Linked DNA regions of Homo sapiens: region 1 is linked to region 2. Evidence: read pairs that join two places in POLR2A ChIA-PET (ENCODE). Cell type or tissue: Panc1. All regions are shown on one strand. Links, peaks and the distances in the headings refer to the core of each region. The heading gives the core; the rest is flanking DNA.

Evidence for each region. Peaks named below come from ENCODE experiments on the same cell type or tissue, not always from the same donor. Only the 100,000 strongest peaks of a DNase experiment are listed, where the experiment ranks them.
Region 1: POLR2A ChIA-PET joins it to region 2 with 5 read pairs; 1 of 35 experiments calls an interaction of 5 or more read pairs at or near these places.

What each region holds. Positions count from the first base shown.
Region 1 is chr5:124,760,698-124,766,086 of GRCh38, forward strand. No RefSeq gene overlaps it. Among named protein-coding and RNA genes, the nearest start is that of ZNF608, 17 kb to the left of the region's middle. In Panc1, for the core only: no CTCF peak of the experiment used is centred there; no DNase peak of the experiment used is centred there; H3K27ac peaks cover 1,021 bases.
Region 2 is chr5:123,995,869-124,001,257 of GRCh38, forward strand. No RefSeq gene overlaps it. Among named protein-coding and RNA genes, the nearest start is that of LINC01170, 440 kb to the right of the region's middle. In Panc1, for the core only: no CTCF peak of the experiment used is centred there; no DNase peak of the experiment used is centred there; H3K27ac peaks cover 3,837 bases.

The DNA of each region.
Region 1 (5,389 bases), core at 306-5,305, 760 kb after region 2:
TTCCTGTAATTAAGTTTGAGCTATCCATGTAGTAACTCAAAAATCCTCTATTGTGTTATGCAAGGTTCAAAGAAGATATGAAAAAGAAAAGACATCATCTCTGCCCTTGAGAGGCTTTGAGTTTCCTAGAGGAGATAAGACACCCAACTATGAAAAGAATGTGATTTATGATAATAAGTAGAAAAAGCATTGCTTTGGGGGAAAAGGAAAAGCTAACTTTATCTAAGGAGTCAGTATAGATTCTAGAAACAAAGTAGGTTAAATTGTTAAACCACATTAGAATGGAGATTGTATTTCCAAGCAGAGGAAATATAATGACCATACATGTAGTGGCAAGAAAGAATGGGGCCCCAGTGTTGTCCAGCATGGCTAGATCTTAGGGGTCTTAAAGGGAAGGAATGCTGGTCAGGCTGTAGGCTGAAGTCTTATTGTAGATAGGGTCATTATGAACTGGCACAACGGTGTTCTGTTGAGGGAACAATGGACGCTGACATCAGGCCATGCTCTGCTCACCAGGCTGAGTGCCCTGGCTCTGTGCTATGTCACCCTAACGAAGGGCAATCTTTTGTAATGTATGTCAAACTGTGCTCTCATCCAGACTGGATTACACAGCTGCCTTTACCCCCTTTAGAGGAGCGTTTCAGTTTATCAGAGGACAATGGCCTACCCCTAGTAGGGACTATGGAAAATTCTTGAATCTCTTATCACTTTCAGTTTTTTACTGATGTATATAAAAAGAAAAGACAGAAAAGTTCCAGGAGATAGTAATGGATCATATCATATCATATATGCCTGGGCAAGTTCTTGAAAATTGTAATGCTCAAAACATTTGTTAAATTAATGAATTTATATTGAACTTCTATATGTGTAAATAGTAGAGAGAATGGATTCCCCAAAAATGTAAGGGGCAGTAATGAATCACAAGCAGCTCAGGATGTATTGACATATACTGAAGCCAATGAGTATATTCACTGGACAAAAGATAACAATAAACATGTATTAAGACAACTCGGAATTTAGAAATCCTCAAATTAGAAAGTGCAAATTCTGCAAGAATATTTTACAGCCAAATTAAATAAACTAATGAAGGCAGAGAGAGGTCTTTATGAATGAAAACCTGTTGAGAGACAGGTCCTTATGAATCAAAACATGTTGAATGAAACAAAAGTTAATGTCAAGAAACGGAACATAGAGTCAAAAATGGGATCCCTAGAGAACAACAACATCTAAGTTGTCAAGGAAGATATTCTGGATAAATAAATAAATAAATAATAATCTAAATATGGGGCAAAAAATAAAAGGTCTTGAATGAGAGAGAAGAGAGATTTTCTTTTCTTTCTTTTTTTGTTTTTCTTTTTCTTTTTTTTTTTTTGAGAAGAAGTCTAGCTCTGTCGCCTAGGATGGAGTGCAGTGACTCAAGCTTGGCTCACTGCAACCTCCGTCTCCCAGGTTCAAGTGATTCTTCTGCCTCAGCCTCCTTAGTAGCTGGGACTACAGGCGCCCGTCACCACGCCCAGCTAATTTTTTGTATTTTTATTACAGACGGGGTTTCACCATGTTGACCAGGCTGGTCTCGATCTCCTGACCCAGTGATCTGCCCACTTCAGCCTCCCAAAGTGCTGGGATTACAGGCATGAGCCACGGCGCCCGGCCGAGAAGAGAGATTTTCTAAAGCTAGGGAAGGTACAGCTCTGAAGAGAGAGTGACCAACAATTCCAAATGCATCAGGGAAATCAAGTAAGTTTCGGATGGAAAAGCCTCCATTGGTTTTTTTGGAGAAGTCATGGGTGATCTTAAAAGGAGCAATGTCAGTGAAATGGTAGCAATAACCCTTTCACTACAATGGGTTTGGGACTGAAATAGGCAGGAACAAGTAGATCAAATGAAGTCTACTCCTAGAAGCTTGTTGGTTGAAAGCAAAGAGAGAGCATCATTTTTAGAAAAAGAGTCTGGGAAAAGGCTTTTGTTGTTGTTTACCTACTATGAAACAGCCTTCAACATTCTTTTTTTTTTTTTTTTTTTGAGACAGAGTCTTGCTCTGTCGCCCAGTCTGGAGTGTAGTGGCGCAATCTCAGCTCACTGAAAACTCTGCCTCCCGGGTTCAAGCGATTCTCCTGCCTCAGCCTCCTGAGTAGCTGGGATTACAGGCGCACGTCACCATGCCCGGCTAATTTTTGTATTTTTAGTAGAGAGGGGGTTTTATCATGTTGGCTAGGATGGTCTCAATCTCTTGACCTAGTGATCCGCCCACCTCAACCTCCCAAAGTGCTGGGATTATAGGCGTGAGCCACCTCGCCCGGCTGACTTTCTTAACATGCCGAGAGAAAAGAGTCAGTAGAGACGGGCTGGCCATGGTGGCTCACACCTGTAATCCCAGCAGTTTGGGAGCCGAGGCGGGCAGATCACCTGAGGTCAGGAGTTCGAGACCAGTCTGGCCAACATGGCGAAACCCTGTCTCTACTAAAAATACAAAAATTAGCCAGGTGTGATGGTGGATGTCTGCAATCCCAGCTACTCAGGAGGCTGAGGCTGGAGAATCGCTTGAACCCGAGAGGAAGAGGTTGCAGTGAGCTGAGATCATGCCATTGCACTCCAGCCTTAGGGGCAGAGTGAAACTTCGTCTCAAAAAGAAGAAGGACACAGTGGACTTTGGATACTCGGGGGAAAAGGTGGGAAGGGTGTGAGGGATAAAAGACTACAAATTGGGTTCAGTGTATACTGCTCGAATGATGGGTGCACCAAACTCTCACAAATCACCGCTAAAGAACTTACTCATGTAACCACACACCACCTGTTCCCCAATAACTTGTGGAAATACATTTTTTTTTTAAAAAAAGAAATGCCTGTTCAAGGTTTTATCCTAGTAACAAATGCTATGCAAAAGGAAAGGAAGGCAGCTGCATACAATGTGAATATATTCCCCACACCCAGGCCCTTTGGTAGGCCTTGCGTTACCTAGGGCTCCTCTCCGACTTGAACTCACAAACTAGAGGCTGTCTTATTTTGTTTGGAAAGAAGTTAGAGCAATAATCTGGAGGCAAAAAGCCTTTGCTTCCTGCTGTTCAATTGATGTGGCAAAGGAGCAAGGAGTTGGACCCTACTAGTGTAGCTCTTTCAAATGTGGTTCTTTGGTACTTGGACGATTACTGTGGATCCTGTATTGCACTTCCTATATGTTAGGTTATTGTTGGTATTACTGATACCACATTTGTGGTAGCTTTCTTCTGTTTGTGTTTTTCTCTACTGGTTTTTCCTCTTTCAGGAATTTCTCAAGATAATATGGTGCTCTTATGGTAACCCATGTTGCCTTATAGCACTTTTTTTTTTTTTTTTTTTTTTTTTCTGGAGACAGAGTCTCACTCCGTTGCCGAGGCTGGAGTGCAGTGGCGCGATCTCGGCTCACTGCAACCTCTGCCTCCTGGGTTCAAGCGATTCTTCTGCCTCAGCCTCCCGAGTAGCTGGGATTACAGGCATACGCCACCACACTCAGCTAATTTTGTGTATTTAGTAGAGACAGGGCTTCACCATGTTAGCCAGGCTAATCTCGAACTCCCGACCTCAGGTGATCCACCCGCCTCGGTCTCCCAAAGTGCTGGGATTACAGGCGTGAGCCACCGCGCCTGGCCAATATGGGGCTCTTATGGTAACCGAAGTTTCTTTGTAGCAGTCTTAAAGGCTATTTTCTGTCATTTCAGTGGAGCTTGGGTTGTTGAAAAAACTATATAGGCATACTGAGGCCATTATCTTGATGTAATCCCTATTGGGTTTTAAATTGAAGAAATACGTAAAAATAATTATGTTTGTCTCATAAAGTAAAAATATTACTACTAATAAATGCATTATTCAGGTGTATATAAAGCAAAAAAGAATAAGTTTCCTTCCAAATCTCCTTCTAACCATACTCTCTTATCCAGTAGAAATGTTTCTCTGTGATTTACTATATTCCCTTGCATATTTTGTTTCCATGCATCTATAAGTGTATACATGATATGCAGTTTTTTTCTTGCAAAAACTAGAATTTCTCTATTACAGCTTTTTCTGCAATTACTTTTTCACTTAAGACTATATGATAAACATCTTCCCAGATCAGTACATATAAATGAGCTCATTCTTTTTATGGCTGCATGATATCATTGAGATGGAAATACTGTAATTTACTATATCAGTTCTCCAAGTGATGAATATTTAGGTTGTTTTGAAAAAGCTTATGGTTTAATTCAACATCTCAAATAGTTATTAAGGTGTTATATGTATCGGGGTATCAAATAACATCTTATATCATAACAGAAAATATTATTAAACTATTCAGTATGAAAAATGAAGACTATTCCAGGAAAAGTCATTTAGTTGTCTCTCTTATGCTTAGGATTAAAATTATTAGGCAGAAAAAACTAAGTAACAGTGGCCATGGCTGAGCATGAAAGCAAACATCACATTAAATATTTGCTTTCCGTGGGTCATTTGAGGTTCTGTCAACTCTAAACACATTGCCTTAAACTGTTGGAAATCTAAAAATAGTTGTACTACTGCTTTCCTTTTTGTTCCTTATTCGTCTCATATCAGTTTACCTGATGTGAGATGTTTTGTTCTAATATTTATTTAAGCACTCTCTGTGTGCCAGGCATTGTACTAAATCTTTAGCCACAGTATTTTGCTTAACCCATACACCATCCAAGAAAAGTGTTATCCCCATTTTTAAATTAGATTTTGTTCAAATCCTAGCTCTGTTCTTTGTTAGCTCTGTGGCCTTGTGCCAGTCATATAACTTCCCTGAGCTTTGTGTTCCTCATAGAAAATAATGAGAACCATACTCTAGTACTCAATCATTTACAAACGTTTATTGAGTTCCTACTGTGTGTCAGGCACTGAGTAACAAGGTTGTTTGAAAGATTCAATGAACTCATGCTTCTAAAATTGTACCTGGCACAAAATATGCTTTCAAATGATAAATATCAGGTTGGTACAAAAGTAATTGTGGTTTTTGCAATGTAATAGTAATATTATTTTTTAAATGTATTTATTTATTTATTTTGAGACCAGGTTATGAAACTGGCTAATTTTTGTATTTTTGGTAGAGACAAGGTTTCACCATGTTGCCAAGGCTGGTCTCGAACACCTGGGCTCAAGGAATCCACCCGCCCTCAGCCTCCCAAAGTTCTGGGATTCCAGGCGTGAGCTACTGTGCCTGGCCTGTAATAGTAATACTATTATTGTGGCTAGAAAGACACCAAGCTTGAATTTGAATGCAAGTCTATATGAGTCCAAGGCCTCCTCTTTTTTCTTCATGTTATCTTCCCAAAACCAGGGTCATGTGACTATACCTGTAATTCACCATTTGTTTCACTGGTTTTTGCAATCTAAATCATACAGTTCTTTCAAGGCTAAAAAG
Region 2 (5,389 bases), core at 175-5,174:
TCTGTCTTTCAGACTATCTTGGCTTTCAAAATATGCCTTCCTCACTAAGCGTAATCATTTCTAGCTTTTGATTTAAAGTGAGAGACATGTGACTCTTTCACTTGACCATTTAGAGATCATTGTAGGGTTATTAATTGTCTTAATTTCAATATTGTCATGTCTAAGGAAATAAGTAGGCCTGAAGAGAGGGGAAAGATGAGGGAATGTCTAGTTGGTGAAGCAGTCAGAACATACACAGCATTTGTCAATTAAGTGTGCCATTTTATATGGTCGTGGTACATGGCAGCACAAAACAATTACAGTAGCATCTTCAAAGATCACTAATTACAGATCACCATAACAGATATAATAATGATGAGAAATTTAAAATATTGCAAGAATTATCAAAATGTGACACAGAGACAAAGTGAGCACATGCTGTTGGAAAAATGACACTGATAGACTTGCTCAAGGCAGTCTATCACCAATCTTTAATTTGTTAAATGCAATATCTGAGAAGAGCAATAAAACGAAGTGCAATAAAAAGAGGTATCCTGTCTTTGGCTCAAGTATATAGATAAAAGCTCTATTCATAACAGCTTCAGAACTTCCTGGCATCTAAGATGAAATATTTTTAAACAAACCTTGGTTACTCTCTATATGTTTGAAAATGATGGTAAGGCATAAAGCATAGCAAAAGATTCCATAAAATAAAACAGACTAGAGCTTTCCAATGGCATATTTTTCAAAAGCTTCAGTTGGTAAGGTTGGACTAGAAAGAAACAGGAATTTGTGTTTAATATACTTTCCTCTGCTTTCATTATATGGTCATAACAGAAAAATGCCTATTGGTTATTGGTGAGATTTGGAGCTCATGTGCCTCAATAACATCACCCTATCTATATGTTTTAGAGTAGAAGGTTCTCTGTCACTTGACAAATACAAATGTTTTTTGAGCCCCTGCTTACAGGTGGTAGAGAGCACAGCAGGGCACGTGTCTTTGATCTGCAAACAAACCAGTTCAGAGCGATGCCTCCTCTATGGACCCCCACACCCCAGGATGCACTATTCCTGTGCCTTAATCATCCCAGGGCCAGGCAACAGAGGATCGCCCCTATAGCCCAAAGCTCATCACAATTATTCAAGCCAGCCAGTCTTAAATTGCTCACCCTGCCCTGCCTTGCCATTCCCTCAGAAACTTCGATAGAAACAGTAGCCTAAACCTTCCCTTTGCACCTGTCTTCTGCTTCCTGACCACCTTGGTGTCTTTCTCATATGGCCCTGTGTGGTGTGCTGTGCCTCCTGTCTCTAGGACCTGTGAGTAGAATAAATTTTGTTTTCCTGAGCTTCTTTTATGTCTCCTCTTGTGGCCATAGCTGCCTGACCATCTCATAAAAGAATACACAAAACAACCCCCTTGGCTTTGAGCCAGGCACTGCCCTAGCCCCTGCAAAGAGAGCAGTGAACAGATAAATGAAGTCCCTGTAATCATGGAACTAGTGGTGGGAAACAGACTGTCAACCAATGAATAAATATATCATGTGACAGGTGATGAGAGGTGTTATAAAGAAAAAGAAAGCAGGATAAAGAGGATAGATACTAACAGGAGTGGGTTTATGTTAAGTAGAGAGGTCAAAAGAAGTCCTCTCCAAGGAGGTGACATTTAACATTTAAGCAGAGTCTTAAAAGAAATGGCTTTTTAGTATTGCTAAATGCTCTCAGACTCCGGCACCACTTTCAGTAAATCTGAAGATGAAACAAACATCTGCCAGATGAAAGAAGAAAGAGGGTAAAGACAGGAAACTTGAGTGATAAATCCACACCGATCCAATCCAGGGACTAATTTATGTTTCTAAAGCATGTTGAGAAAAAAGTTAAAAAGAAATCCCTACCCTGGGGCTCTTTGATGAATCACCAGTAGCTAATTGTTGCAGAGCATCCCACAGGCATGACATATCATTTGAAATCTGGGTGAATTTCAGAAGAGAAATGTTACTGCATTTTAAACAATACCATTAGCCAATCTGATTTCACTTACTGGTATGCACTTTGTTCCAGCCATCTAGTCTAACGATGAATTGCCCGATGGTTCTATTGTCAAAATGACAGCGTGAAAAGAGAAGCATGTGGGTTGTAATAATAATGTGGTACATGTGTAGAAGGTCAGAGAAGCAACAGATTAACATTCCAGCTAAAGATTTCCCCTGGGACATCTCTTGAAAGTATCAAAGGCCAAAGATCAGGACACTGATAATGTGTCTGGCGTTGGTGGTGAAATTGTTGTATGTATTTAGCTCTGCTGAGGACAGAGCTGTGTTCCTTTCAATTAGTTGATGAAATCTCTCCTGAACAACGAAGAAGCCAACCACAGGAACTGGCTTCAATACAGCTGAATGAATGGAAATGAGGTTGTGTGAAAATATGAATTGCTTACTTCAGATTAATGAAATAAAATGGAACCCATTCCCTTGGGAATCTGACTAAATAATTCCCCATCCTGGAGACTTAAGCCTAATATACAGAGCATGGCATTCTTTTACTGAATTTTAAAACAAATTCTGACACTCACAACATTTCTGAAAGGTGAATTTCAGATTATCAAGTAAAGGAGTCCCGTGTTCCTAACTGCAATCAATGCAGAGGAAAAGAGGTTAGGATCTGGGTGGTGAGGGACTCAGACAGGGACCTGGGCTTGAAACCTAATTCCATAACTTATCTGTGGAACATTAAACCTCTTTTTCCTTATTTTTAGAATAAAGAAAATACACATAGCCTAAACATTCGTAGGGCAGATTTTAAAATACCATTTTTATGAAACATGTAATAAGTTTGCAATAAATGGGAGCTAGGCGTGAATTTTACGTTTGCTCTGTGGCTTCCCTTGATATCCCTACAGCCGCATCTCTCCCTGCCATGGTGGATAAACTCTGATGACTCAGTACACATCAAGACGAAATGGCATTTTGCTTACAGTTCTAAATATAAGCACCCTTTAAGAAGGAAGATGGATTCCTTTGTTTAAAACTTCATTTATATGTTTACTAATAAAAATGGAGACCTAAAAAACTAGGGAGATGTTTATTGGGAAGTATCAGGAAATAAGTAAAATACAAGTGATTTGCAAAGTATAAAGGAACGATCACAGTAGTAAATTGGGAAGCAGTATGCCTAATGGGTAAAGCGTAGTCTCTGGATACAGGGCGTGGGTTTAAATTTCAGCTGCACTACTTCTAGCTGTGTAACTTCTAACAGGCTATTTAACCTCTCTGGTCTTGGAATCTTTAGCTATAAAATGGGCAAATAATAGCACTCACACCTTAGTTGATGTGAGGATTAACTGAATTTGCAAAGAACTTAATGCATGTGATTCTTGATTACTTGAATTGTCATAAATGTAATTCCAAGCTTGGAAGTGTTTTAAGGAAACTTAATAATGTTTTTCAGATGGAAACTTTAATTGTGGTTTATAATTTTATTACTAATGTGGGTGGTTTTGTTATGATTTTTTTGCTCTGTAGTTTTATTTCTTTGGTTAAACAGAAGCTTCATTCATAAATATCAGTAAGGTAGATTTAGACTGAGCTGACTTGACTTTGAACCATTTTGAGGAAGCAGTTTGTTCTCTTCTCAACAAGATCTCACATTTTTATCCGTGGAGACTATCAGAGCAGATCCCTGAAACATAGCCCCTACCAACCCCTCGTGAGAGCCACAATTTACCATTCCATTCTCAATTCCCTCCTTCAACACAAACCGGGAGGCCCTGAGAAGATAGCCCTGTCAAAACAGTTTATGACTTGAGGAGGCCAAAGAAAGTTCCATGAAGATATAATATTTCAGTGTGAGATGTATAAATCTTCTTCAAAAAAATCTGGCCTCTTTTATGACTCGGATAGCCAATGTTTGGGTAAGATGTTTGAAACCAATGAAGTATACAGCCTTGGGCAGAGCTCCTAATCTTTTTTAGGTTCCTCGACAATGGTGTCAACTTCTCCTTTGCTCTTGACAATTATCACCTGATAGTCTTTGAATCAACAATAAAATAGAAATAGAAGAGATAGTCTGACCTGGACCTTAAGAGGAGGCTGTAGAGGGCTTACAATGATTACCTGAGGAAGATGTAGGCTGATGGGCACTAAAGCAAGGGATTAATAGATTCAATAGCTGCTTGATGAATTTCTCTGAAAAGAGAAGCCTGAAGGACATTGGCGAAAAGAAATGGGAGAAAACATAAATGGCTGTGAGAAAAAGCCAAATGGCCTTTTCCTGTTTCCTAAGAGACTGAATCTCCTGAGCTGTACAATGTGCTGTTTCTTATAAAAGCTTCTGGAAATGCACTTTCTTACCAAAATTCAAAGCAGGGCCACAAATCATTTATAGGAGACAAAAAAACAATAAGTAGTGTCAGCACAGAGGAATATATTTTACTTTGCTCTGCCATGGGAATGATGGTGGGTTGTGATGAGTGGAATATAAAATAACGTAAGTTGCCTGTTGACAACAGAGTTTGAAATTATAAAATGTAAAACCAATATATTTTCTGCACACTATGAAACAGCTGGGGTATTTTTATGGCTTCTAGCGGGATACCATGCCATCTCTCAAAACCCTATAATTCTGTAAGCACATTAAGTGCATCCTGTTATTTATTTTGTTTGTTTATTTGGCTTCAAGGATTTCACAGGAGAATATAGCACAGAATGAAATGTAAAGAAAGTGATCAACACTGAATTGTGTTGTCTTCAAGAATGTTCAGTCCAAGCTCGATTGTAGGGTAGCTTGAACGTTATGTTCAATGTGCCAGTATACCTGGGCAGAATGCCATCTTTTTCCTGTAGGAGGAAAATAAAATGCCTCAATCAAAAATGCTACAGGAATGTTTCCTCCCATGGTCTATCCAGAATCTAAGTATAAAAATTAAGTCTTTTATGAGGTTGACAGCAGTGGAGTTCAAATAAGATCTCTTTAAATGACAGATGGTGATAAGCAAGTCAAACACTTCTTAGATGGTGGTTTATGTGCTAGACATTAAAGATGTTGTAACTGTTGACCCATATTAATGCAGTGCTCTGACAAAGGCAGGCAGCAAAACTCTGTGCCGAGTCTCCTACCCTAAGCAATAATTAATTTTATTGTCTTCATTTTGGTTGCTTAATTTAAACCCTGTGTGTGTCAATCAATCAGTATAAAATACCATGATTGTGTTAAATGATTTGGCTGTTACATTTGTTGGATTTTTATGTTTTACTCAAATATCACATTTTCAATTATTATTTATGGGCTAAACTCCTGTGATGTAGAATTGGCTGGAAATGTGTTGGGACTTTGGCAGCGCAAGTAGTTAGTGATCTGAAGTGCATATGCGCCTGCCAATGAACAGAGGGTCGGGAGGGGAGCTGGGGTGGATACC